5 separate regions of the Mus musculus genome follow, and all the other regions are linked to region 4. The links are chromatin loops, found by intact Hi-C in ENCODE. Cell type or tissue: heart. All regions are shown on one strand. Region 1 overlaps Oma1 (OMA1 zinc metallopeptidase). Region 2 overlaps Pde4b (phosphodiesterase 4B, cAMP specific). Region 3 holds the start of Oma1 (OMA1 zinc metallopeptidase). Region 4 holds the start of Slc35d1 (solute carrier family 35 (UDP-glucuronic acid/UDP-N-acetylgalactosamine dual transporter), member D1). Region 5 overlaps Mier1 (MEIR1 treanscription regulator).

The links. A loop is a pair of places that touch in the nucleus more often than their neighbours do. Peaks named below come from ENCODE experiments on the same cell type or tissue, not always from the same donor. Only the 100,000 strongest peaks of a DNase experiment are listed, where the experiment ranks them.
Region 1: a loop joins it to region 4, with 8 times the contacts of the local background. A loop is called at or near these places in 7 of 42 quality-filtered maps.
Region 2: a loop joins it to region 4, with 2.8 times the contacts of the local background. A loop is called at or near these places in 2 of 42 quality-filtered maps.
Region 3: it touches region 4 in a loop (8-fold over the local background); 14 of 42 quality-filtered maps call a loop at or near these places.
Region 5: it touches region 4 in a loop (2.6-fold over the local background); 2 of 42 quality-filtered maps call a loop at or near these places.

What each region holds. Positions count from the first base shown.
Region 1 is chr4:103,343,815-103,348,814 of GRCm38, forward strand. The region is part of intron 7 of Oma1 (OMA1 zinc metallopeptidase); the gene reads left to right. Among named protein-coding and RNA genes, the nearest start is that of Oma1, 32 kb to the left of the region's middle. In heart, a CTCF peak has its summit at 2,512; no DNase peak of the experiment used is centred here.
Region 2 is chr4:102,491,556-102,496,555 of GRCm38, forward strand. The region is part of intron 2 of Pde4b (phosphodiesterase 4B, cAMP specific); the gene reads left to right. Among named protein-coding and RNA genes, the nearest start is that of Gm52668, 21 kb to the right of the region's middle. In heart, a CTCF peak has its summit at 1,970; a DNase peak (open chromatin) is centred at 4,126.
Region 3 is chr4:103,311,559-103,316,558 of GRCm38, forward strand. It overlaps Oma1 (OMA1 zinc metallopeptidase), which reads left to right and starts at 2,288. Exons shown (of 9, transcript NM_025909.3): 1 at 2,288-2,325. It overlaps 4930456L15Rik (RIKEN cDNA 4930456L15 gene), which reads left to right. Exons shown (of 4, transcript NR_045887.1): 4 at 27-274. It overlaps Gm36523 (a long non-coding RNA gene), which reads right to left and starts at 2,164. Exons shown (of 6, transcript XR_867961.2): 1 at 1,914-2,164; 2 at 1-600. In heart, CTCF peaks have their summits at 2,111 and 2,801; a DNase peak (open chromatin) is centred at 2,243; H3K4me3 peaks cover 1,395 bases; H3K27ac peaks cover 896 bases.
Region 4 is chr4:103,213,183-103,218,182 of GRCm38, forward strand. Slc35d1 (solute carrier family 35 (UDP-glucuronic acid/UDP-N-acetylgalactosamine dual transporter), member D1) reads right to left here and starts at 1,994. Exons shown (of 12, transcript NM_001356276.1): 1 at 1,482-1,994; 2 at 877-910; 3 at 689-775; 4 at 1-50. The coding sequence starts at 1,684. It overlaps Gm46864 (a long non-coding RNA gene), which reads left to right and starts at 1,761. Exons shown (of 3, transcript XR_001784379.1): 1 at 1,761-1,815. In heart, a CTCF peak has its summit at 2,253; DNase peaks (open chromatin) are centred at 1,659 and 2,099; H3K4me3 peaks cover 2,491 bases; H3K27ac peaks cover 2,166 bases.
Region 5 is chr4:103,149,523-103,154,522 of GRCm38, forward strand. It overlaps Mier1 (MEIR1 treanscription regulator), which reads left to right. Exons shown (of 13, transcript NM_001039081.2): 10 at 1,012-1,106. Among named protein-coding and RNA genes, the nearest start is that of Mier1, 33 kb to the left of the region's middle. In heart, no CTCF peak of the experiment used is centred here; no DNase peak of the experiment used is centred here.

The DNA of each region.
Region 1 (5,000 bases), 130 kb after region 4:
ACTCAGGACCTCTGGAAGAGCAGTCGGTGCTCTTAGCTGCTGAGCCATCTCTCCAGCCCCTGAACTTTATGCGGTTACCCCTGCGTTTATTGTTAGGCACCGGTGGTGTGGAGAGCCCTGATATCAGCGTGGCAGCTGAGCTAGACCACCCACATATGGACTCTGCTCTGCTGGTTAGCTGTTTGATCGTGAGCACAGTAGTTATTTTTGCTTTTCTGCATCAGCAGTTTTCCCTACCTGGGTGATGGTGCTTTGGACATTTCTCGTTCAGTCAATGCAATTTGAGTTCCTAGAGCACTAGGCTTCTGCTTTCCCTAGTCAACAAGGCTCTCAGGTGGAGGTATTCAATACTGAATCTTGGAGTTTTACCTACCTATTTCTGATACTTTTTTTTTTTTCTGACAAATGTTCCATCTTGTATTCAGTTGCTGTTTTAAATGCCTACAATCGGTTGTCATTCTTGCTCATTTAAGATTTGCATCTGATCTTTCACCAAGTCCTGGCAATTCCATGTATAAAATATGTCTCATTGTGTTTCCACGTCCACTGTTAGCATCTTTTACCAGAATGAACTTCTGCTACAACTCTATTATAGCTTTCATTGACTGCATTCTGACTGCCTCTCACTTCACGCCCCACCCAGCTACACATGATGAAGCAGGTCTGGTGAGCCAGCATTGGCCTCTGGACTTCTCCAGGGCATCTGGGCTGACAGGCTTCTAATTCTGATGGCTTTTGTTTTCTTTTGCCGTCTTACCCAGTTCCGCATGGTTGCCCTCCTTTATCATATGGTTTTCATTTATTAACTGAATATGTATTTGTTGTACACCTTGCTGTCTACCAAGTAACTGGAAGTCACAATGTCAGTAGGACACAGATATAACTGGTTAATAATTTTAACAAAGTTTGGAGCACTGTGGTAAAGACACACAGGCAGGTTCATCCCATGAAAGAATGCAGCAGAATGATAGTACTTGTATCCACGTTTGAATGACAGCCCAGGAAAGGGACCGAGAAAGACTCATTTAAAACACAGCTCTTTGAGATAACTAAGGATTATCCTAGTGTGGTGCTGGGGGTGGTCTCAGGGAAGATTTGGTACAGAAAATAGTTTGCTTAAAGGTGAGGAAAACAGGGCCTGTCCTGGAATTAATATCTCTCTGTGGCTGAAATATAGACAGTTCAGGAGTGTCCATGGAAAGATGGGACGGAAAAGGTAGGCAGAGACTTTGTTAGTGGTCTTAAAGACTAAGCCTTGACTGAGCTCACAGATGGAGACGCAGGGTGTCACAGAGATCTTGGAACTCTGATTTCTTACATGCGACCACAGACCACAGGCAGGCAGGTTACTTACCCTCTCTGTGTCCTGTCTGAAAAGAGGATGATGATGCTCCTGCTTGCAGTGTTCCCTTTGGTGTCGTGGGCTTGATTCCTGTTTGCGATGGGTACCCCGTACCCTGCATCTTTTGGATGTTTACTGATCAGATGCTTGTGTGTATGTGTGGATTCAGGTGTCTCATGCTGTGAGACAAGAAACTCTCTAGCGTTGAGCTAACTCCCCAACCCTGGCCTGCAGTTCCCATCAGAGTGCCAAATTATGCTAAGATTTGTCTATAGTTATGATTTGTAGCTTAGCTTCCTTTGTTACCCACCTGTGAGAGAGCAAATGTGCTGACCCAGGGACAGACACCCACACCTTACATAGTCGGCCTGACTGCTCTAAGTTGTCATTACAATTCTGCATGGAACTTGTGAGTGTGGTTAAGGGGACCTTTCTGTGAGGTAGATCTGTTGCTCACAGATCTGAGGCCAAGGAGCAAACAGAATATAGAAAATTCCATAAGTAACATGTAAGCATTTCTTCAAACAGGCTCTGTCTCCTTAAGATACTTTGTGCCTCGGCTCTGCTGTTGCTGTGAAGATGTCAGTTTTATATGCTTACGTTTTTATTTGGGAGAGCTGTGAGTTATCATTATGAAAATGATCAGAATGCTTAATTTAGAATTAGTGATTAACTTGTAAGTCTACTGTGGACTGAGCATAGAATAAACAGTTCAAATCAGCTGGGCAAAGGATATTTGACTGTTTGATTTTTTTGATATGTATATTCATTTGTCATTGTGAGGAAATTTTGACACTTGGCAGTCATTTGTAGAAATGACTGTATTTTTTAATTTCACAAGCAACCAAACCATCTATATTCATTTCTGAGTATCCGTACTGAAATCTAAAAAGAGAAAGCTAATTTTCTTTTAATGCTTCTAAATTGGGGGCAGGCTCCTTGGAGGGCATTATGTGTGATTGCTTTTGATTATTACGGAGACTGGGGAGGCGTGGATGTGTTATTTGTTTAGTGGGTGGGAGGTAAGGATGATAAATACACAAGAGTGGTTTGAGAGCCCTCCCTGGGAGAGATTGTCCAGCCCCAGAATTGCTAAGGATCCTTCTGGAAGCATTACTGTTTTCTGCTAGTGACCTGAGATAACTGTGCTCATAGCACCATCTAGTGAGTAAAGTGGGTAATAGCAGAATCCCCTTTATCACAGAAATAAGAACCCAAAAGTTTAAGACTCCTGTATGCTCACAGTCAGCTATTGGATGGATCACAGGGCCCCCAATGGAAGAGCTAGAGAAAATACCCAAGGAGCTAAAGGGATCTGCAACCCTATAGGTAGAACAACAATATGAACTAACCAGTACCCCAGAGCTCGTGTTTCTAGCTGCATATGTAGCAGAAGATGGCCTAGTCGGCTATCATTGGGAAGAGAGGCCCCTTGGTCTTACAAACTTTATATGCCTAAGTACAGGGGAACGCCAGGGCCAAAAAGTGGGAGTGGGTGGGTAGGGGAGTGGGGGGGAGGGCATGGGGGACTTTTGGTATAACATTGGAAATGAAAATGAGGAAAATACCTAATAAAATATTTTTAAAAAAGGAAAAAAAATCCAATTGAGTTCCTCTACTCACATTCACAGATGAGGAAGGTGACAAAAAACCAAAAACAAAACAAACAAACAAACAAACAAACAAAAACAGTAGGTTATAGAACCATAAGTGTTGGGCCCAGGGAGGAAAACTGGAGCTAACTTAACTCAACTTCTCCTTTTACAGGCAGGGAAACTAGAGTCCAAAGTGGTGATGTGATTTACCTAATAGCATACTTCGTTAGTAGCAAGACTCCTGACCCTTGTCTTCCAGGTTAGTGCTGAGTCTTCATCACAGCGAACGCCTTTTTGTTGTACTTGGATGAGTGCCTAGGTTCTTAGATTACTCATTTAAGAATGAATCAACAGCAAACAAAGAAAAGTCTTGTTCCAGAGACATGTTATATAGTAACTTCCACAACACACACGCTGTGCCCAAGTTTTGTTTTGAATCTATTCTCCCCAGAAAATGAGGATTAACTTGATTATTCGTTGTTGGATTTGCATTGAGCACTGAGTCTTATGACTCAATAAGACTACAAGAGACAGAAAAGAAGTGTGTGTAAAATTCATCCAGAACTTTACCATCGGTACTGACCGGTGAACCGGCACAGTGGCAGGCAGACGATACAGAAGATGTAGGCAAGGACTTGCAGTTACCGAACCATGAAATAACAACCCATTTCTCCTCTGTGCTGGCACACACTAGGTGTTACTGATAAGTAACAATTTCTATTGACAAATCCTGAGAATGACTCAGCTACAAGTAAGTTTTTATATCACGTTTGATCAGAGAAGAGCAGTTTTAAATTATTGACTGGAAAAACTTGTAAAGGACAAGTGACTTACAGAAGAAGAGTGACTGTAGACAGGAGATACACTGGGACAGGCTGAGGCTGTGTGTGCAGATGAAGGGAGCTTGCTTCCGGGAGATGCTGAGGACAGTGCAGGCATGCCTTCAGGACGGGGACACCTGAGCCCATGCACGGAGAAGGACTGCTCAGGTGACGCTGGCCATGCTGTTTACAGTTAGTCTCAGTAATGTTTATGTGTGGGTCCTGTCCTAAGTGGGTTACATGTAGTAATTCTTGTACTTTTCATTTCAGCCTTGAGGGACAGGCACTGTTACATTCTTGGTTTTACAAATGAAACTCGACAAAAGAGAAGTTAAATGACATGGGCATCTCTCACTGATGGTGGGTTTCTCCCTGCTCCGAGAGGAGGTGCATTCCTGTGGGATGCGGACCTTCTTTCTTCCAAGCTGCTGGAAGCATCACCTCTAAAAGATGCCTGTTCTTATACATGTTTTGTTCCCTTTAAATATCATACCATTCTTAGCGTATTTTCCCAGCTCTTGGCCATTCTGTAACAGTCCTTTGTAGTACTGTCAGGTTATTGACCTGCCTCTGACACGTCTGTGTGGGATACAGAGAGGATGCTAGAACATCTGGTTCAGATGCACAATGCTACTGGCCTTCAAAAAAGACTCCATGCTAATCTCAGGCTTTTCCTTTTGAAGGGGTGATGGCTAAGAGTTCAGAGCCCCTTTCAGTTTGTACTTGGTAGTGACCATTTTGGTCATAGGTGAGATAGATGTAGTCTCAGCTTGGTCTTTCTCTGGTGTGTTGGTGTTGGGAAATGTACAGGTTTTAAGGATGGTTATTATAGTACTGTATGCCTTATGGATATCATACCCTGTTGAGTTTATAATCAAATAAAAGAGATTCATTATCAATTAATGTCTTTTACTGCATATTCATGCATATTGTTATTATACTCTGGATTTAACTATATCCTTTGTTATTTATGAATTTATAACACTATCTCTTATGACTAGACATAGCATCTTATAATTATCATAGGCACCTGGCTACTCTGGGAAAGAAGGACAGAGACATGTGTTCTGGGTTCTAGACTGGCTGCTTTTCATTCTGATGATCTGCACATTAAGTTTCAGAGGGTGTATTTGGTGGTCTCAGAGACTGAATTGTTGGTCTAGGGCACTAACTGGCACCTGGCTATTGGAGTTCAGATTGTGACTCAGTCCCTCACTCTCCTCATCTGCTCTGTAAACTGAT
Region 2 (5,000 bases), 720 kb before region 4:
AGTGGAAACACAAATTACTGGAAATTAGCAGGGGCGGTTTTTCTTCCAGAAAACTATGGCAGAAATTTGCTCTCTCCACAATGAGATTCAAAGCCCACCTGCAAAACCACAGGGGGGCGGAAGGGGGGGGGGAGCCGTATTTTTTTCATCTGATCATCCCATGTGCAAAGGCTCAACCAGGGACCTTTCAGAAGCTACCACGTACAAAGGCGTATGTATGTTCTAGAGGGAAATAGCACCTAAAATCCAGGATAAAAAGTAAAAGTGGTAGGCCACTTAAATTTAAGACCTGTTTATTGATGGAGGGGCAAAGAGTACAATGGGGTATCAAAGACTCAAGTTAGAGCCACAGCTGTTTCAGTTGATTGCCATGACTGTTAAGATGTGGGGTCTCCCTTATGGTCTAAATTATCTGTAAGTAAAACCATACGCTGATGAAACATTGCCGGTATGTATGCCATATGCTAAAGTACTTTACATATGTCCATTCATTTAGTCTCCGCAGCCTCGGTGTGGTAGGAGCACGTTTTTGTTCTGTTTTGTTTATGCAGATAAGGATGAAAGCATGGGACATGGAGTAAGAAGCCAGGCTTGAACCCCAGAAATTCAGATGGGAATCCAATCCAAAGACATGGGATTTAAACTAAACAAGGCCCTAGATTTATCAATGATATGCCTACCTTCCAGCTATTAACATGTTCACTCTTTCTTTTAGTGAGTATGTACTTAAATATAAACATTTTGTGAATAAATAAGACACTTCCTGTGCCTTCATAAACCTAAAGGATATATAAGTCAGTTAGTAGCATTAACACCTTCAGAAAGAAAGACAACACTAGAGAGGCTTGTACAGCACTTTAGAAAGCCTGGCTAGGCTGGGTGAACGGCCTATTGGAGGAGATTCGGCTGAAGTAAAAAGACTAGGTAGGCTGGAGGGTAGGCTGGAGAAGGCTGCTCTACCTAGCTTTCTAGCTAGAAGGACTGTGGAGGGAGGGCTGAGGCCGGTGAGGCAACAGCCCCCTTGTAGTGAAAGGCCTATGAGCTGTTTTGCGAGCTGCAGGTGAGCAGTGCTTCAAAACATCCTGTAGGGAGACCATCAAGAGGTGTCTGGTTTGCAAACCATCTCAGGAGCTTGAGAGTTAGTAGCATTAACACCTTCAGAAAGAAAGACAACACTAGAGAACCTAACTAAGCAAGCAGCTAGGGGCAACTGTGGCCTCCTGTGCATATAATCTCAAGAGCATGGACTGACAGCAGTGAAGGCTTGGTGGGCAATTAATAAATATTTGCAAATTGCCTGACAGGGCTTAGTGGATGCTTGTGGGATGAGGCAGAGAAAAGCTTTCCACCGGGCCAGCATGCTGCATCTGGAATTAACATCGTTCATTAACGATTAGGCTCTTCCGTCTGTTACACACAGCAATGTCCGTGAAAGCATTTTGTAACTATACTATACAATAGAAACATAAGTTGTACAGACTGCAATAGGGCCAGTCATACAAATCTTAAAGAGGCAGAAGACAGGCAGGCAACTGCCTAATTACCATAATAAAGATCCACTACTGAGGGCTACCTCATTGCTCACAGAACCCCGTATGCAGATGAAGAAGTTAAGACACAGCTTGTTTAACTCTCATGGATGATAATACTATCTTAGAAACAAGACAACACTGGCCAGAGGCAGTAGGTGTGCTTCCAATGACTGCAGTTCTAATCTGTAGAAGACAGGCTCAAGGCAACTATTAGTGCAAGACAATTCCACATATTGTAATGAAACAGAGAAATGGGGAGTAAGTTAAAACTCAGAGTATGGTGGTAAGAATCAGCATTTTTTATTGCATTTTAAAAAGCCATTTCATGGTTAAGATATGACCTACACACTCAATTCCAAGATCCAATTGCAAGATGTCATTCCATACTTGGGAGTCCTCAAGTTAGTTTGTAAGGGTGTAATGTTCCAATTCTGTCACTAGAGGGTGCTTGTGTAACAGTTCTGAAAATTCCACTTTGCTGTTGAGATGCTTAAACTGCTTTCTCCAGTGAGCTGGGAAATCAACCAGTCAATCGATCAATCAATCAATCAGTTTCCATAGTCAAATATTTTTCTATTGCAATTGAAGTCTATTCTTAACTTACAAAATAACATATTATGATTTCAAAATAGTTTTGTAATCTAGATTTTTTGTTTGTTTGTTTCATTTTACTTAGTTTCTTCCTTGATACTTGCTCTACATCTGCTTATATCTCTATTGGCTATTATTTGACCTACAGCATTAGGTTAGTCACTCTAACGATCTTACAGAGCCAGTGCAGGTGATCTGCCAATATACCTCCTCCCTCCCCGCAAAGTTTCTGAATATCCTGCTGTCAGAACTCCAAAAGGAAGTCCCCTGGGAAAGCTTTGCTGATGCTGTGCTGTGCTGTGTTGTGCTGTGTTGTACTGAGCTGTGCTGAGCTGCGCTGAGCTGTGCTGTGCTGTGCTGTGCTGTGCTGTGCTGTGCTGTGCTGAGCTGTGCTGTGCTGTGCTGTGCTGTGCTGTGCTGTGCTGTGCTGTGTGTGCTGTGTGTGCTGTGCTGTGCTGAGCTGTGCTGTGCTGTGCTGTGCTGTGCTGTGCTGTGCTGTGCTGTGCTGTGCTGTGCTGTGCTGTGTGTGCTGTGTGTGCTGTGCTGTGCTGCCCTGTGCTGTGCTGCGCTGCGCTGCACTGCGCTGTGCTGTGTGTGCTGTGCTGTGCTGTGCTGTGCTGTGCTGTGCTGTGCTGAGCTGTGCTGTGCTGTGCTACGCTGCGCTGGGCTGGGCTGGGCTGGGCTGGGCTGGGCTGGGCTATGCTGTGTTATGCTGTGTTGTGCTGTGTTGTACTGAGCTGTGCTGAGCTGTGCTGTGCTGTGCTGTGCTGTGCTGAGCTGTGCTGTGCTGTGCTGGGCTGCGCTGGGCTGCGCTGGGCTGCGCTGGGCTGCGCTGCGCTGGGCTGGGCTGGGCTGGGCTGGGCTGGGCTGGGCTGGGCTGGGCTGGGCTGGGCTATGCTATGTTATGCTGTGTTGTGCTGTGTTGTACTGAGCTGTGCTGTGTTGTACTGAGCTGTGCTGTGCTGTGCTGTGCTGTGCTGTGCTGTGCTGTGCTGTGCTGTGCTGTGCTGTGCTGTGCTGTGCTGGGCTGGGCTGTGCTGGGCTGCGGTGGGCTGCGCTGGGCTGCGCTGGGCTGCGCTGGGCTACGCTGGGCTGTGCTGCGCTGTGCTGTGCTGTGCTGTGCTGCGCTGTGCTGTGCTGTGCTGTGCTGTAGTGTGCTGTGCTGAGCTGCGCTGTGCTGTGCTGTGCTGTGCTGTGCTGTGCACCCTCTTTAATTGTGAATTTCTATAGTCATACTCCCTCTCCAGATCACTTGCCCCACATCAGCTCCATGTGAGTTGATATGCCTGTGTCTTATTGGATGATTTGACACCCAGCTCAGTGTGTGTTGCACTGTCTGTCTCCCTAAATGACTTGACTTCCATTCCGTAATTAAACACCAGATATCCAGGGTCACTGAAGATCTGCATAACTCTGAATCAATTTCCCTGGGCTCCAACTCACCCTTGCATATTATGAACTATGTCAGCTTTATCTCGAAAATCTGGACAGGAAGATCTTTCACCCATCTGGACGTTTGCCATATGAAAATGCAGGCAGTTGGGGTGCAAGTTACCACATGCCATTTCTAACAATCATTTCTGACTCCATTTTTATTCTCTCTGCTTTTAGTCCCTTTCTGAAACCCCTGAGCCTCTCCTCTGGCCTCCTTAACTACAGATACTGCCATGAACAAAGTCATCCCCCCACCATAGCTCTCCCTCCCGCCTTGGCGAAGCCTAACTCTGTAGTATCAATCCCTTGTTAACACCACCATCCTAGTCCGTAGTGCCACCTGGGTGACCCTGATCACCTTAAACTCAGCATGTACCCTAAAGCTCCATGGGTCCCATGAAAATTCCCAAGTCCTCTGCACTTTTTTTTTTTGTTTTTCTCATGACTATTTTCTCAGATGCTCTTTTTTTTTTTTTTTTTTGAAAATACTATTTCCTTATGCAAGCAAATGCTGAATTCTAACAAGATCCCTGGCGTCTCTTCAATGCATCATTTCCTGTTCCCTTCTTGGCCGCATCTCCTCTTTCTCATTGCCAGTAACCCTCTCAGCGGTGCTCCCAGGGCTCTCCCTGAAGTCCTGCCCCTCAGCAACCACGACGTTTTTTATTTTATTTTTTAAAAAACACATTCTTGGCTTGTCTATCTCACCACCACCACCCCCCCCCCCCCACCCTTCACTGAACTCCCTCCCTGGCTTACCTGGTCCTGTGAAGTTAATCACAACATCATAGGCTTTCAACCTTATTCTCTACACATGCCTACAGTAAATGTTTTCCTATAGCCGCCAATGATTTTATTCACTGTTTTTCCATGTGAAACTCTCTGCCGTAACCATTTCTCTCATTAGTAGCATCTATCCTCTCTGCCTTCTTACCGAGTACACCCCTGCCTCTAAAAGCCCATCTCAGACACTACTGACTCAGCCAAGCCCTTCTTACTTCCACTAATCTAGAGTTAATCTCTCTTTTGGTATTCAGTATTTCATTCATGCTCCCACTCAGTACCCACTGTGTGTATTTCTTTCTGTGTTTGTGTGCATTTTTCGATCTCCTTCATTACGTTTTTATTTGCAAGATTGTGGCTTCTGCATAATTTGCTTTGCCAACTGGGTCATCATATGCCATCATAAAATCACAAGTATTGTGTCAAAAGCACAGATCTTGGGGAGCAAAGAGGCCCAGCTAAGTGCTAGGTAGCGGCTACTGACTTGATAGCACCTGCGATGTGCTTGCCTCACAGCTGCACGGCCAATAGTAAATGTACCAGTGCACACAGCGGCCAATCACATAAAGAATGCTTACTGCTTGCCAACACACAACAGCCAATCACATAAAGAATGCTTACTGCTTGCCAGTTCCCTTTCTGGTTCTTATCACTGTTCAA
Region 3 (5,000 bases), 98 kb after region 4:
ATATGACAGGACCATTGTATTTACAGCAGCTGTGGGAGCCTGTGTAAGACTTGCAGAAGACCAAGCCAGTCAATGGTCCAGCATGGAGTGGAAGGGGCTCAGATGAAGACCACTGACTCTGCATGGGAGCTATTGACGGCTGCTGGAGGAGGGGGTTCCCCTCCCCACTGGGGAGGTGGTGGTAGAGGGTGTTCTCTGGTAGGTCAATCACTCATTGGGTTTCCCACCCCACATGTGTGTATGGGCCACATTAATTAAACTCAGTGGGTTACTGAAAAAAAAAAAGAGGGCACGAAATTGTGAAGGGAATATGGGGTCATCCTGGAATATAATAGAAATACATTATAGGCATATATGAAATTCTCAAATAACAGAAATCTTATATTATAAAAAACCAAAACCACCAACAAAAATACAGAGCTGAAGTCCTTTAAGAAAGATAAGCATATGAAAGTGACCAATGTCAGGGCTTGATAGATGGCTCAGTGGTTAAGAGCACAGCTGCTCTTCCAGAAGTCCCGAGTTCAATTCCAAGCAACCACATAGCAATTCATCGTTGATGCCTTCTTCCGGTGTGCAGACTTACACACGTACAAAACACTTATGTAAGGAAATAAATATTGAAAAAAAGGAAGTGACCAATGTCAGAGACTGGAACCTCATTTTCATCCATGACCAAGAACTACATGTAAGAAACAAAACATGTCTACATGTCTAACATATAAATGAGGGGGCTGGCAGGCACTATGTAAATGGCTCATAAAATGTCTCAGCCAGTTATCATTGATCTTCTCCTGCCCCAGTCTTCCACGAGCTGGGACTAGAAGGGTGTGTCACTATACCCAGAAAAATATCACTATCTTTAAATGAAGTTAAGTATTGGTAAGTTACCATTAATTATAGCATACTGAATACTCACCCCAACCCCCTTCCCTTCCTTTTGGCTTTCTCTATCTATCTAATTCTCTTCTTACTTTTGTTGTGTTGTTGTTGTTGTTTTTTGTTGTTTTTGTTTTTTTAGGTTTTAAGACAGAGTCTTACTCTGTAGACCATGCTGACCTGGGATTGACCATGGAATCTGCCAACCTGGTTTTGAATTCAAAGTCATCTTCTGGTTTCAGCCTCTTAAATGGTAGAACTGAAGAGATAAACCACCATGCCCTCGTTTGAGTTTTAAAATGTTTAAGTTCTCTAGGGTTCTGTCTCCCAACTTCTATTTTCTCTTAACCCATCTACCCCTTTCCTCAATGGTACCCAAGGTCTGACTCATCTCTTCCTTACTGGTGACTCTGCTAGTTATGTTCCCAGCTCCCATTGGGTTGTAGAACCATGTTCACTCTATGACTGCTTATAAATATTTCCACAGCCCATCTAGCGGATGTGATGGATTGAATACGCCTAAACCTTCAGTGTAGTCATGCTCTCTGTCCACCTTTGTCAATCCCTGCTTCATGATGTCTTCCTTGCAGTAACCATATGATATTGATCACCACCATGAAGTGTCTGTCACACATTAGATAAATATTTGTTGAATACATAAATAGTTGAATACATAAATAGTATTTTTATCTTTAATGTGTGTCTTAGGTAGCCTATTAGAAAACCAGAATAATTCATATAATCACAAAGCATCTTTTTTTTTTTTGGCTCTGGTGGGTAGCTGCAGCTCCCACAGAATCATGCCTGCCAGTATTCACACTCCTTTGTAAAACATTCCCACAATGAAATCTGGTCTTAGGACACTCCAGGAGCTGTTGTCATGAATACTGCTGACCACTTATAAGTCTGGTGTCCTAGAGCGATCATGGTGAAACAGTCTTTCATATTTAGTCTTATTTTTATGCACCTTTATCTAGGACTGAGGGATGATTGTTAGTAAGTAATCGGGATGCTGGAGTTAATGTTATACCTACGATCAGAATGATCAGTGCAGCTTCAAGTCAAGGCATCATAGTTCTCCAGCAGCCCCTGGAATCGCTTTCCTTTTGGCAGAACTGGTGTAGAAACTACAGCAGGCACGGTTTTGCATGGATCCAACACAGCCATGCCAAGTACCAAGGAGGTGTAGAGTTCCTGGCAGGTAGCTTAAATCTGGGCTATCCTCCTCCCACCACACGGGGGCGAGACGGCGCCACAGTCCGTACAGCCGCAGCCGGCCAGGACTGGGACTGGGGAAACGGACTTGGCTCTCACAAGGGCGGAGCAAAAAGCGCCGGAGAGGTCCCCAGGGCAGGAAGTGAGGGGGCGGGGCTTGGGAAAGGTGTGCGCCTGCGCGGAGCCGGCTGTTGGATTCCGCTCGGGCTGTGGCTTCAGTGCGCGCTCACGGTGACGGCTCGGCGTTCTTCCAGAGCGGGGCGGGGAGGGCGGAGAGGGGAGCGGGGCCCGGGGGATTCGGGGACCGCGGTGGGCCTAGGCCGTGCCGGACGAGGCGAACGGCTCGGTGGGTGGAGCTTTCTGGAAGTTTGCCTCCCGCCTCGGGTGGTGGCTTCCTCCTAAGCGGCGCTTCCTCCAGGCGTTGCCGGTCTGGCCTGTGCGGGTCTCCCCTCCGCCTCGCCGCTCGTCCTTGTGCAGAGCGACACATGCTCTCCTGCCCCAGCTCGCAGCATTAGCGCAGTCGGAGCAGTTCCAGGGAGCTCATTGGTTTCCTCAAAAACTTGTATTCAAGGATCACTTGTTATAATACTTAGCACTCGCGGTGTGACGGGGAGCAACTGTGCTGGGGCAAACCTCCGCCAGAAATGTTAGTCCCAGCAGATGAAAACCCCACATTTGGAATTTAGGAGTTCATCGCCTCCTAGCGTCTCTCAAGGTCTTGGAGCCCTCTTAAAAGGATTTAACTTCATAGGCATCATCCCGAGCCAAGATGCAGGGGTGCGGTGTGACATTTGGAAGCTTAAGAGCCAACCCTGATAACTTACTTTTTTTTTTTTTTTTTTTTTTTAAGAAGCTGTCCATCATGTGTACTTAGCTGGAATGATTATTTTAAAGTGCATGTCCTATTTTTGCCAATCTGACAGCTGTTTCCATAGAAACTAGAGAAGAAATTGTAGTTTTCAGTAAGAGTTGTTAAAACTGTCTCCTAGCCATCAGCAGTGAGTGCGAGTGAGTGCGCACTACTTGCTCATTCTGAGATGGCACTTGAAGAACTAAGGGTTTGAAATGTTCTTAGAGGCTAGCAATCCAAATTGTGTAATTTTCTCACATCATTAATTTCCTAATCCTACAAGTCTGCCAGCTATGTTTGTTGGCCTGCCACAGTTCTTTGAAGAGCACACGTCAGTCCCAGTTCTTCTTAGGTGCTGTGTAGTGTAGTGACTGGCTCTTTGAAAATGTATAAACAGATTTCTTTCCCCATTAAAAACATTTTTTTTTTGAAGGATTAATCAGTGATTACGGATTAACAACTACGGTTTCTATTCTGGATGGCACTTGATTGCCAGTGTTAGAAATGCTAATGATTTTAATTATGTACCTAGTGTTTGGAGCTTTTGTTTTTACCTTCTATGGGTAGACTACGTTAAATATGTTTGCACCTGCTCTGAAATGAGCACTTTTCTCATGAGCAGATAGATCCCAGCAGTTCGAATAGGGTGCATGACATTTGGAAGAGAGTTTATTTTCTGAGGGGGGATATCTATACACTAGATGTTCTGTCATTTAGCAGTGGATGAAGGAGGCTTGGAGAAGGTGCCTTTGGAACTGGGAAGCTGGAAGCAACATTAGGAAGTTTATTGAAAAGCTCACAGATAACCAGTGGAAATTACAGAAGAGCTTGCTTGGCTTAGGATTCACAAAGTAACATACCCTGTAAACACTTAAATTGCCCAGAAAGAGGAAATACTGGATTCCTCATAAACACCGTTCTGCCCCCTGAATTTCACGTAGGCTTTTTATAAGACTTATATCTGTATCTATTCGTGTGTTTGTCTTTACTAGCTTTACTGATTGGGCAGGCATTTTTGTCTTGTCTTTGCTTTTTATCTGCTACACAGAGTGGCGTCTGACTTGTAGCATTCATTCCTATAATGATTTATCAATGAATTAATGAATCAATGACTAAAACAATCCTTAACCAATGAGATACAGGAATGTTTGGTTAAGATGATCAACTTTTATTAATTTGGTTGGCAACATTTTAAAATAGGTAAATTTCACATTAAGACTGAATTTGTAGCGTTTGCAGAAACGTTTGTAACATTTGGCAACATAAAAAACAAATTTTGTTATATAGTTGGGCCTCCTTTGTGTGACTGTTCACATCTGCCTGGCCTTGCTGCAGCTTGCCTGCATCTATCACACTAACCCGCACTGTGCAGAGCTGTCCTCTTATTCATTTTAATAAAAATGAAGCAGAGTACAAATTGTGCTCCTCATATGCACCTAGCCACACGCCAGGGCTGCCATAGTGGACAGCACAGGGAACATTCTATAGGAAGTCTTATGTAGTGTTGCTTTTGGCATTGGACTTTGCTTCTCCTGTTACCCTGTTGGACTGAAGTTTTGTTTTTAAATTGTCTTGAACAGCTCTGTGACTCAAGTGCTAGAGTACAGGCTCGCTCTTCTCAGCTTCAGGGCTCTTGCAGGTAGTAGCACGTCCTGCTGTTTGTAGATTAGCATATCATCTTGGTTATGGATCAGAGCAATGTATCTTAATTCATTTCTAAAGAAAGGGTTTCTTCCTGTAGGCTTGGCTGTCCTGGGACTCGATCTGTAGACCAGGGTGGCCTTGAACTCACAGAGATCCCTGCCAGCTTGTGCTTCCTGAGTGCTGGGATTAATGGTATGTGCCACCACTGCCCACCTGGTTTGATTTGCCTTCCTGAGGGATTGCTTTAGGTTCCTTAGAGGAGGGGTTGGTAGTGAACTAAAGTGAGGTAGTTACAATATAGTAAAATCTCTAACTCGGGGGCCCAAAAGTAGGATGAGCTGGGCTGAGGTAGTGAGGTAGATTGGCAGGGCTGACTTAAAGTGACCTTTGGTTTTTCTGGATGTTAACATCC
Region 4 (5,000 bases):
AACAGTCCCGTGATTTGGTTCCCAAAATATAGTAGAGGTAGTGGAAACGTCTGGAAAAGTGAAAAGGGCAAGGGATGTCAATAATAAAGACATTCACAGCAAAGAGAAACAGCTCTGTTTATATAGTCAAATTCTTTCCACTTGAAACATAAGATTAGCTCCCATAAACAGGACTGACCCCCATTAAACTTCCAAACATCATTAACTATCCTTGGAAGAAGAGGGGATGGAAATATGAACATAATCAACCATGTGAGACAGAAACATCAGTTGCTTGAAAATATGGTACTATACGAGTCTGAGACACAGAAACATTTCGGCATCACATGGAGTCTCACAGAATCATAGAAAAGAATATGAAAGAAAACACTCCCAACACCACCACCTCCAATAAATAAATAAATAGGGAATAAAGGAAGCAGAAGATCGTGGCTAGAGTGGGCAGATCTGTTCCCAGAAACTCCTTAATGAAGAGAAGGATTTTCTATCTTCATCTTCCAGAGACGTTGTCGTCTTGGGTGCCCTGTGGCCTGTTTTCTCTAGCTTTGCTATATGCACTCGGAGACTAGGGTGGGAGCTAGACTGCATTTTTAAATATTCAAGACGCTGATTTTTTTTTCCGCCCTTAAGCCACAGAATGGCTCCTTTTTATAAAATAAAGTATCCCTTCTTTCTCACGTTTGTTTACCTTTCGAGGTACATTTCTGTCGAAGTCAGGAAACTTGACTACTCTGAGTGTCTTTCCCACCCAGAGAACCGCTACCGTGGCCACCATCTGCAAACAGAGAACACACACAGATGCACTGTTCTGCATAGAAAGACACACACAGAACTTCTGACAACACAGACCACGGGATGCCCGAGATTCCAACTAACCTGGCCAAGTCCAACACATAGCGAGGATGGAAATCTACAAAAGGGGTAAAGAAAAGGGGGTTAAAAACGGCCAGAACGTCCTCAGAGCACAGGGAATTCAACTCCCACACTGTCAGCCTTAAAATGCGTTCTGATTCAACCCACAGCGATGCCTGCCCCTCCAATAAAAAACAAAAAATTAAAAAAAAAATCTTAGATTTTGTAGCCTAGGGCGACCACTTGTCTGGTCTTGTCCTGTTTTTTTTTACAATTCCCTTCAGCTTCCTGCAACGGATTTTTCCAGAAAGTTAAGCCGCGGAGACCTCGTCAACGGTTTTAAATCTTTTAAATGACTCTTGAGGGGAAACACAAGACACACACATACAAACTTCTGCCCCGGAGTCTCAGTGACAGCGGCGACGGCGCGTGGGCGTGCGGCCGCGCCGGTCCCGGGGCTGTCAGCCGCGCGGGTCGCTAGTCCCTGGGCACCGGCCTCGTTGTGCCTTCCCCCTTCACCCCCAGCCCTGGCCAGTGCGGCGGGGAGCGTGGCCGAGGGTATCCCCGGGTGGGCTCGAACCCCCGTCCCTGCCCGCCGCGCCGCAGCCGCCGCCCGCCAGCCCGGCCACCTGTAGTTGGTGAGCACGCTCTTGTTGACCACCACGATGAGGAAGGAGCTCACGCCGTAGAAACCGGCGGCCAGCAGCTTCAGGAACACCGTTAGCGTTTCGGCCGGCGCCATCCCCAGCTCCTCCTCATCTCTGTGTGTGGAGGATTTCGCGGGGGCTTCTCCTTTAACCGGAGCATGCTGACGTCTGTGGACTTCCGCCATGGCGGCGGTGGCGCCGGCGGCGGTGGCGGTGGCTGCCGCAACGGGCCTGCGAGCGAGCGGGGCGGCGGAGCGGCGCGGCGGCGGGGGTCTGGGCCTGGCGGTGCGGAGCGCGGTGCCGAGCGGGCTTGGCGGTGCGGGGCGCGGAGGAGCGCGGGCCTGGCGTGGCGGGACCCCGGCTGCGGGAGCGGGCCTGGCGGTGCGGGGCGCGGGCCCTGAGCTCCGGGGCTCCGCGATTGCGGGCCTAGCGTGGCGGCGGAGGCTCGGGAAGGACCCGGCGGCTCGCGGCAGGGCTTCGCGGGTTGTGCTGCCCACAGCTCCCCGCACTGCCGCCGCCCGTCCCCGCCCAGGGGTTGGGACACTGGGGTTCACACCCTCGGGGACTTTGCCCTGGCATGGTGCCTCGCGGGGTCAGGGAAGGGCCGGGGCTGGCTCGGCGGGGCTGGGGACCCGGCATGGGCTCCGGGAGCAGCCGGGACACTGCTGGGGGACCACTGAGCCGGGCTGGCGAGCACAGAGTTGCGCCTGCGCACGAAGGCGCGCTGGGTCCCCCTGCGGGGAGCATGGGGGTTTTGCGGGAGCTGGGCTGCAGGCCTAGAAGTACCTCCCTCCTTTCTAACGTGTGGCTGGCAGAGAAGTGATGCCCCTGTTGCATCCTCAGTTATCCCGAAAGCTCTTTTTTTGGCCTCACTTGCCGAGGGGTCAAAGGTCACACAAAGTATCAAACATGATTCAACAGTAAACAAAGATTTCATTCTGCAAAGTGAGACCTCTCATGCTTCTGAAATTCTTTTTGTTGTTTTTTGCTTGTTTGTTTTAGCTGGTATATCCAGAAAAGGCAAGGATGAGGAAAGTGTTGCAATAAGCCGCTCCTGGAATAGTAAAAAGTGCAAGGTGTTTGGAGCCTAAAGCTTTGTTCCGGTTTTAGGACTGTTTGAAACATTCCCTGTGCTCTTAGGCAGATTCGATGGTCTCTGCACCTTCATCTCACGACCTCTGTTGTGTAAAGCCAGTTCTGTTTTCTTGACACAGTGCAGTCACACAAGCAAAGAATACCTGTTGAAGCAAGGACGTTACATTCCTACTTTTAGAAAGTTTTGAATTATTCCCCCAAACTTCCCATCTTCTTAAGTGTCTTTTTTTTTTTTTTTAAACTGTGGTAAAAATATCAGTTTATTGTTTTAATCCTTGGATGTGCAACTCTCACCAGGCACCCTCCCCAAAACATTCACCGTGTCAGATGGAAACTCTTGTGGGAACGAAGCAATCATTTCCTGTTCTCTACTCCCCTCCTCAAAACCAAGTAACCTGTGTTGTGCTGTCAATCTCTGTGAATCTGACTATTCTGTATATCACACAGATGAGCAATCGCACAGTATTTACCCATCCGTGACTGGCTTAGGCCAGTTACACAATGTGTTCAAGGTACATGCACCCTGTACCGTGTCTCAGAACTGGAATTCCTGGCAGCCAGCATGGCATCCTTGACTGTTGGTAACCTCCTTTGCCCGCACCTCCAGATGCCTGGCTTTTCCCCTTTCCTGAGTTGTAGCTAAATCAACAACAAGGCTCACATCTCTCTTTCTTCACTTCCATTTCACAATGCCCCTCCCTCATCTCTTCTTGAATTATTACTTTTCCTTCTATATTGGGCAAAACGGTGCCTGTTTTCTGGGGAGCCTGTCTCCAGAGATCCCCTTCATGCCTTATAAAAAGTGACCTCTCCCTCTGTGCCCTTCCCATCCCGTGCACTGCTTTTAGAGAATGTCTTACTCTGTCCGTGCTACCATTACATATTGCCCGTGACTGGACCATTTATAGAGAACAAACATTCTGGATGGTTTTGGAGAATAAGAAATGCAAAATCAAAAAGCACCGCCCCATCGGGTGTCTCTGTTAAGGCCTAAGCCCTCTGATTCTAAGATGGTGCCTTGATCACTGGTCCTGGAGAGGTGAAAACCACTGTCCATGGACAGCATGGGCCTTATGGACAGCCGAAGAGACAGAAGGACAAAGGAGGGCAAGTGCTAACTGAAGGCTGGTGTCTGCAGCATGAGCTCTGTGCTAAAGGCCTGTCTTCCTGATTCAGTCACATTGACGGTTGTTCCCATGTATCCAAGTTACCCAAAATGGAAATAAATGTAAAATTATGGGGCTAGGAAACAATGTTTTTCTCTGCCTAAAACCATATTTACAAAAATTAACAGATACTTAGTAAGGCCCGTCACAGGCCAAGGTCTACCTACCATGGGTTCTCTCACTCCTGATAATGACTGGGCTACAATGGGCCTCTGTAAAAGGCTGTGGAATCCGGTGATCAAAGATTGTCACTTGGTGCCTACAGAGGTACATGTCTCCCCTAAAGCATGAGTAATTAGAATTAGGATGGTTTTTGTTATTTTAAGTACTCAGACCTATTTCTTAATCTCGGTAATATTAATTACAAAACTATGTATGGGAGATTTTACATTATTTGACACAATAATCTCCATGCTGAAATATGTGAAGGAGTTATAGGGTTGCAAAGGCTACAGTGACTACTTTCAATGAGTTATGAATCTGCATAGGATTGTAAAGGTTACGCTGAATATGAATCTGAGATATGAATCTGCTCTGTTTTGAAAGGTCAATTTGTGGGTTGGTAAATTTTACACCTTTCTGGGTAGAATTACTACCAGAAAAATCTTTGTAATTATTGTTCTTTAAGATGTATTGTTCTTCATGTGTGCTTGTGTATGTGAATACTTTATAGTGGGCACACACAGAGCTGGAGTTAAGTAGTGTTGAGCCTCCTCATGTGAGTCCTGGAAATCAAACTCCAGCCCTCTCTGCAAAAGCAACAAGTGTTCTTAACAGATGGGCCATCGCCCCAGCCCAGATCTCTGTAGTTAAATTACATTTTCAAATGAAAACATTGCTGTCAGTCATCCTGCTTTTCTATCAAAGAAAACAGATTCCATATATATATATACATATATATATATATATATATATATTTTTTTTTTTAAGTGTAACTCACTTGTTTCCCCCACTCTTCTTCCGTTCCTTGGCTCTTCCTATCCAGGCCTCTTTTGTTTAAAAAAACAAAACAAAAAACAAAACAAAAAAAACCCATTTTCTGTGTGTGTGCGTATGAGTGTGCTTGACTGCATGTATGTCTGTACCATGTGCATGCCGGATCCCTTGGGAATCCAGAGAAGGGCACTGGATCCCCTGGACCGGGTACAGATGGTTGTGAGCCACCTGTGGGTTCTGGAAATCAAACTCGGGTCCTCTCAAACCGCAGCGAGTGCTCCTAAGCCTGAGCCTCCTCTCCAGT
Region 5 (5,000 bases), 64 kb before region 4:
CTGGGCTAGTGAGATGGCCCAGGGGCAAAAGTGGTTGTGCCTCAAGCCTAATAACTTGGATTGGAGAGCTAGAGCCCATGCCGCGGAGGAAGGAGAGAACTAGTTCCCTCAAGGTGTCTGCTGGCCTCTCTGCACTCACCGTGGTGCACATACCCAGATGCACAGGTAAAGAAGTATTAAGTGAAATTCTGAGATTTAGCTCTCTAAGCCAAAGTATTGTGGTTGAGGCAAGTGTAACTCATGAGCAATAAGGCTATAGTTGAAACTGGTGGCTTTTTTACTCTAACCCTGACCCCTAGGCCATTGCACTAAGAGTATTTTGTATGTGTCTATAGACATGACAGTAGTGGATTATTTGTTTACTTGAAGTCAGTCTGAAGGCTCTATGTCTCTGAGAACCTAACCGTTTAAGTCTCAGCCAACATGGTGCCTGAAAACCTAGAGGCAAGCTGAAAAATAGGTTTTGATCTTCAGAGGAGAGTTGTAGGGCATTGTTAGAGCCAATTGTAGTGTAACCTAGCTAAGGAGAGTATTTGAGAGGAAACTGAGAACAAAGTATTTTTACTGGTAACAATTATGTTCCTTAAAGAGGGTGAAGAAGGGACAGAACATAGTTCCATGTAGAGTCCGAAGTCAGAAAGAACTTACCAAGATGAGGGAATGCAAAGGTGGCTAATGTTAGTTGGGCTGAGAAGAACTGAGGAGGTCCACTAAGAGGTGGCACACAGTAGAAGCATCACAGGTTGGAGGCCTAGCAGGAGCTAGAGCAAGACCTTGCCTCAACAAGGAAGAAGGAACAAGTGGTCCAAATTTGAGATTGGAGAGTTTAGGACTAAATTGTTCCAATTTGTATTAAATCGGGAATTTGTAACCCTGCGTCATTTGCAGTGACTAGTGTTAGCACTTAAGGCTAAGATACTCCACTCCTTTCATTGCTTTGTCAAACGTTACATTTTTGCTTTCATTTTCTTTTTGGTATATTAATTTGCTCTTATCCCCTCATTTTGTCAGAGGAGTTATCTGTGTGGACAGAGGAAGAGTGTAGAAATTTTGAGCAAGGGCTGAAGGCCTATGGAAAAGATTTTCATCTGATTCAGGCTAATAAAGTAAGTAAAGATTTATGCCCTCTTTTTACAAGAATAAATTTAGTTTACTTTCTTAGTGTTAAAGTTTCTGTGATCAATACTATAATCTTTTTATTTACAACTAATTAGAATAAGAATCCTTATACTGCCTGATGTATTTGCCAGGTGACTTTTCAAGGCATGATAACTGTAAGTATTTAAGAATTGAATTCATTTATAAGTCATAGTCAACTTCTCAGATTGTGTATTCAGTGCAGTTATTTATGACTTTCTGTTATCTGTCATAAGGTTTGTTTACATTTTAAAAATAATAATGTTTTTATTCATTCTTTGAGAATTTCATACAGTGTGTTTTTATATTCTTTTCCTGTAACTCCTCCCATATCCTGTCCAACCATCTCCATGTTACTTTCCTCTTTGAAGTACACATACATGCAGACACACACATCGCAGTGCGTCTCAGTGTGTCTGAGCTGACTACTGATCCTCGGTGTGGAGCATGCTCTGTGTGTCAGTTAACCTGTCACTGATTGAGGGAGACATTTTCTCTCTTCCAGCAGCTGTCAGTTGCAAATTTCTCCCTAAAGTAATTTTGAAATTGTAAAATGTCTTTTAACATCAAATTTGCAGTGGAAATATTTGTGTGATATATGAGTGTGCTACAGTGTGTAAGTCAAAGAACAACTCTAAGTCTCTCCTTCCCCCAGGTAGGACCTTGGGATTGGACTCAGATGGTCAGGCTTGGTGGCAAGGACCTTTACCTGATGAGCCATTTTACTTCCCAATTTAAATATTTTGTTTGCAGTTACCTAAGTCCTAATTGGTCGTAACTCATTCTTAAAGTGATATTTTCCAGAGGCATCAATCACAGCAGGCTTAACGTGATGGCTGCTGTCTCCTCTAAGTAAGTCATACAGTATAGAGCCTCAAGAACTCCATAATAACTTGAAGATTTGAGCATTTAATTATTTTCAAAAGCTTTTTGTTGTATTTATCATGAGTGTGGAAGGGAGCATCAGGCACTGCTTATGAATTGCCCACCAGTTAAGAACCAAGGCTACTTTTGTAGAGACTCACATTTAATACCTAGCACTCATGTTGAGTTACTCACAACCACCAGTAATTTTAGGTCCAGCAGATCTTACACCTTTGGCTTCCACTGGCACTTGCACGAACATGCAAGTGTGTGTGCAAGCGTGCGCATGCGCACAAACACACACACACACAATCAAAAATAACTACATCTTTAACAAAAGAAAAACATACATCAGTGGTGAAAGAGAAATTTGGAGCTTTGAGTATTGACTCTCCAAAGGGTGGCACCCAGTGTGTCCAACTCTAATGCTTTGAGCACTCTGGGAAAAGGTTGTGTTTATGCTAGTGACTGACTGCATGTTCCGGAATTTGTTCTAAAATTCATTTTTCCAGGTTGAAAGGTGCATTTTCTTTTTCTAGTATTCCTGGCATGCACATACTACCAAGCTGTGATGGATTGCCTCTCGGGGCCCCTCTGGAACACAACTGAAAGTACAACGTCAACCCCCTGGGGGACTTTAAACACGCAGTAGCTGACTTGGAACCTCTGAGGGTTCCAGGGCTTGAGAGTCCTCTCCCACGTGCTCTGTGCTGGACTTAGTTGCTCTAGTGAGCAGAGTGAGGACAGTTATTCTTTGAGGGTCCCATGTGAAAATACCAAGTTGTTCTTTTTATACTTGGAATCAATTCCAATGTTGACCATTAAGTTCTGTTATAGTGGGCTTACGTAATGAAGATTTTATATAGTGGTAATAGCACACGCCCAAGATATCCTGGCTTTTGGTTTCAGTAAATTAAAAACTGACTTGCTTGAAGTCATTCATTAGGAAGCAAAACATTGAAAGTGTTTTTCTTAATGTATATTGATTAGTGTTTTACTTGTATGTGTGCCAGATATGTTCCTGGTGCCCAAGGAAGTCAGGAGAGAGCATCAGCTCTTCTGAAACTGGACTGAGCCACCATGTGGGGGTACTAGGAACTGGGGCCTTTACACACTAAACCACTGAATGCCCTTCCTCCAGCCCTTACTGCTTTAATGGTCAACATTGGAATTGATTCCAAGTATAAAAGTTTAAGCAGAGCGGAAGAAAGGGAATAAAAATCTACGTTAGATAAGAGAGGGTGTTATCAATAGTAGGTAAAATCAGTGCCAAAAAGATGTTTTTGTGATGATGAGAAATTTGTAGACTAAGCCTGTTGACCACCTTGTTTCCAGAGCACTGCTGCGCGCCTTTTCTCTTTGAACCATGTTTATTCTTACACGTAACTCCAATAACTCTCCAAGGTGCAACAGTGAAGAAGATTTTTAGCAGCACTATTTGTTGATCGTTAGTTTCAGATGTTTAGGAAACCAATCATTTGCATGAATAGCTGTAGAGCCACGGTGGTGTCTTAATGTACAAAACCTAAGTACTGGTGTAGCCTAGTTTCCTTTCCCTGGCCTAGTTTCAGACGTTTTGGGAGGAAAATGAGTCTAGACTGTTGTTGCACTAATAAGGTGAACTTTTAAATTGGCCTTTTCTGTTTGTTCCTGTGAGGACTGTCTGTTCTGTTCACTGCCCCGCCCACTCCTGCCCACATCCCCATGATGGGACGGTGACGGTGACGGTGATGGTGATGATGGTGGTGGTGGTGCTTGTGAGGATTGTGATGATTTGATTTTGGAGGGCTTTTGTCTGTTTGATCAGTTGCTTATTCTGTTCTGGTTTTTTATTTTGTCTCTGTTTCTAAGACAAGAGTCTTCTATGCCCTAGAATAGCCTCAAACTTGGCTCTGTAGCTAAAAATGAGCATGGCTAGGAATGACCTTGGACTCGTCATCCTCTTGCTTCTACCTCCCAAATGCTGGGATTTACAACACATCTGCTCCATAATACCTTGTTGGTGATGTTTGTTTGTTTTCTTTTTAACTTCTGGATTTCCTTACTGCCTTTTGATACACATACTGTACTCTGTTCTTCACTCGACACCTCCCAGGCCTCCTCTTGGCCCCTTCATCCTTCCAAGTAGTGCCCTGCTTTGTTTTCATGACCTGTATGCTGGTGACTTCTTAGCTGTTAAACATACACAAATTTGCATTTAGATTTTTACATGTAAGAAAACACTATTTTCCTTTTTAGTTAGCCTTATTTGGTTAACATAAGACTTCCATTTTCTTGACAATGTTGTAATTTCATTTTATTCTTCTCTATAACTAGAGAAAATTGCATTGTATGTGTGCATATTTTTATATCCATGAGCAGCTAGGCTTGTTCCATTTCTTGGCTGTTATGAATAGTGTAGCAGCAAGCAGGAATATTCAAGTAGCTCTGTGATGCGCTAACTTAGAGCCCTTGGGTATATACCTGGGGATTATGTAGGTGGTCACATTGTAGCTCAGTCTTTGGTGTTGTGTGGAATTTCCATGCTGGTCTCCGTTCTTGTTTTACCAGTTGTACATGCCTGTCAAGAAGTGCATAAGTGTCCTCTCCCCACACTCACGCAGAATTTGTTCTCAGTCATTTTGTTGTTTATTTTGTGGTAAGCCATTCTGGTTTGGGTACGATGGGGTCTGAAAGCAGTTTTAGTGTGAATTTCTCTGAAGGCTAAGAATCCTGAGTTCTTGGTGTTCATTGGCCATTTCAGAGTTCATTATATATCCTAAATAATTAATCCACTTCAGATAAATAGATGGTGAAAGTTTTCTCCTATTCTGTGGGTTATTTCTTTACTCTTAGTTTTATTTGCTGGGCAGAAGCTTTTAATTGCATGCAATCCCATTTGCCATTTCTTGGGTTTGTTTTTTTCATTGGAGAGTCTTCACCTATCCCTGTGCATGCAACGGTTTAGCCTGTGTTTTACCTCTGGCTGTTTCAGAGGTTCAGATTTTATATTAAGGTCT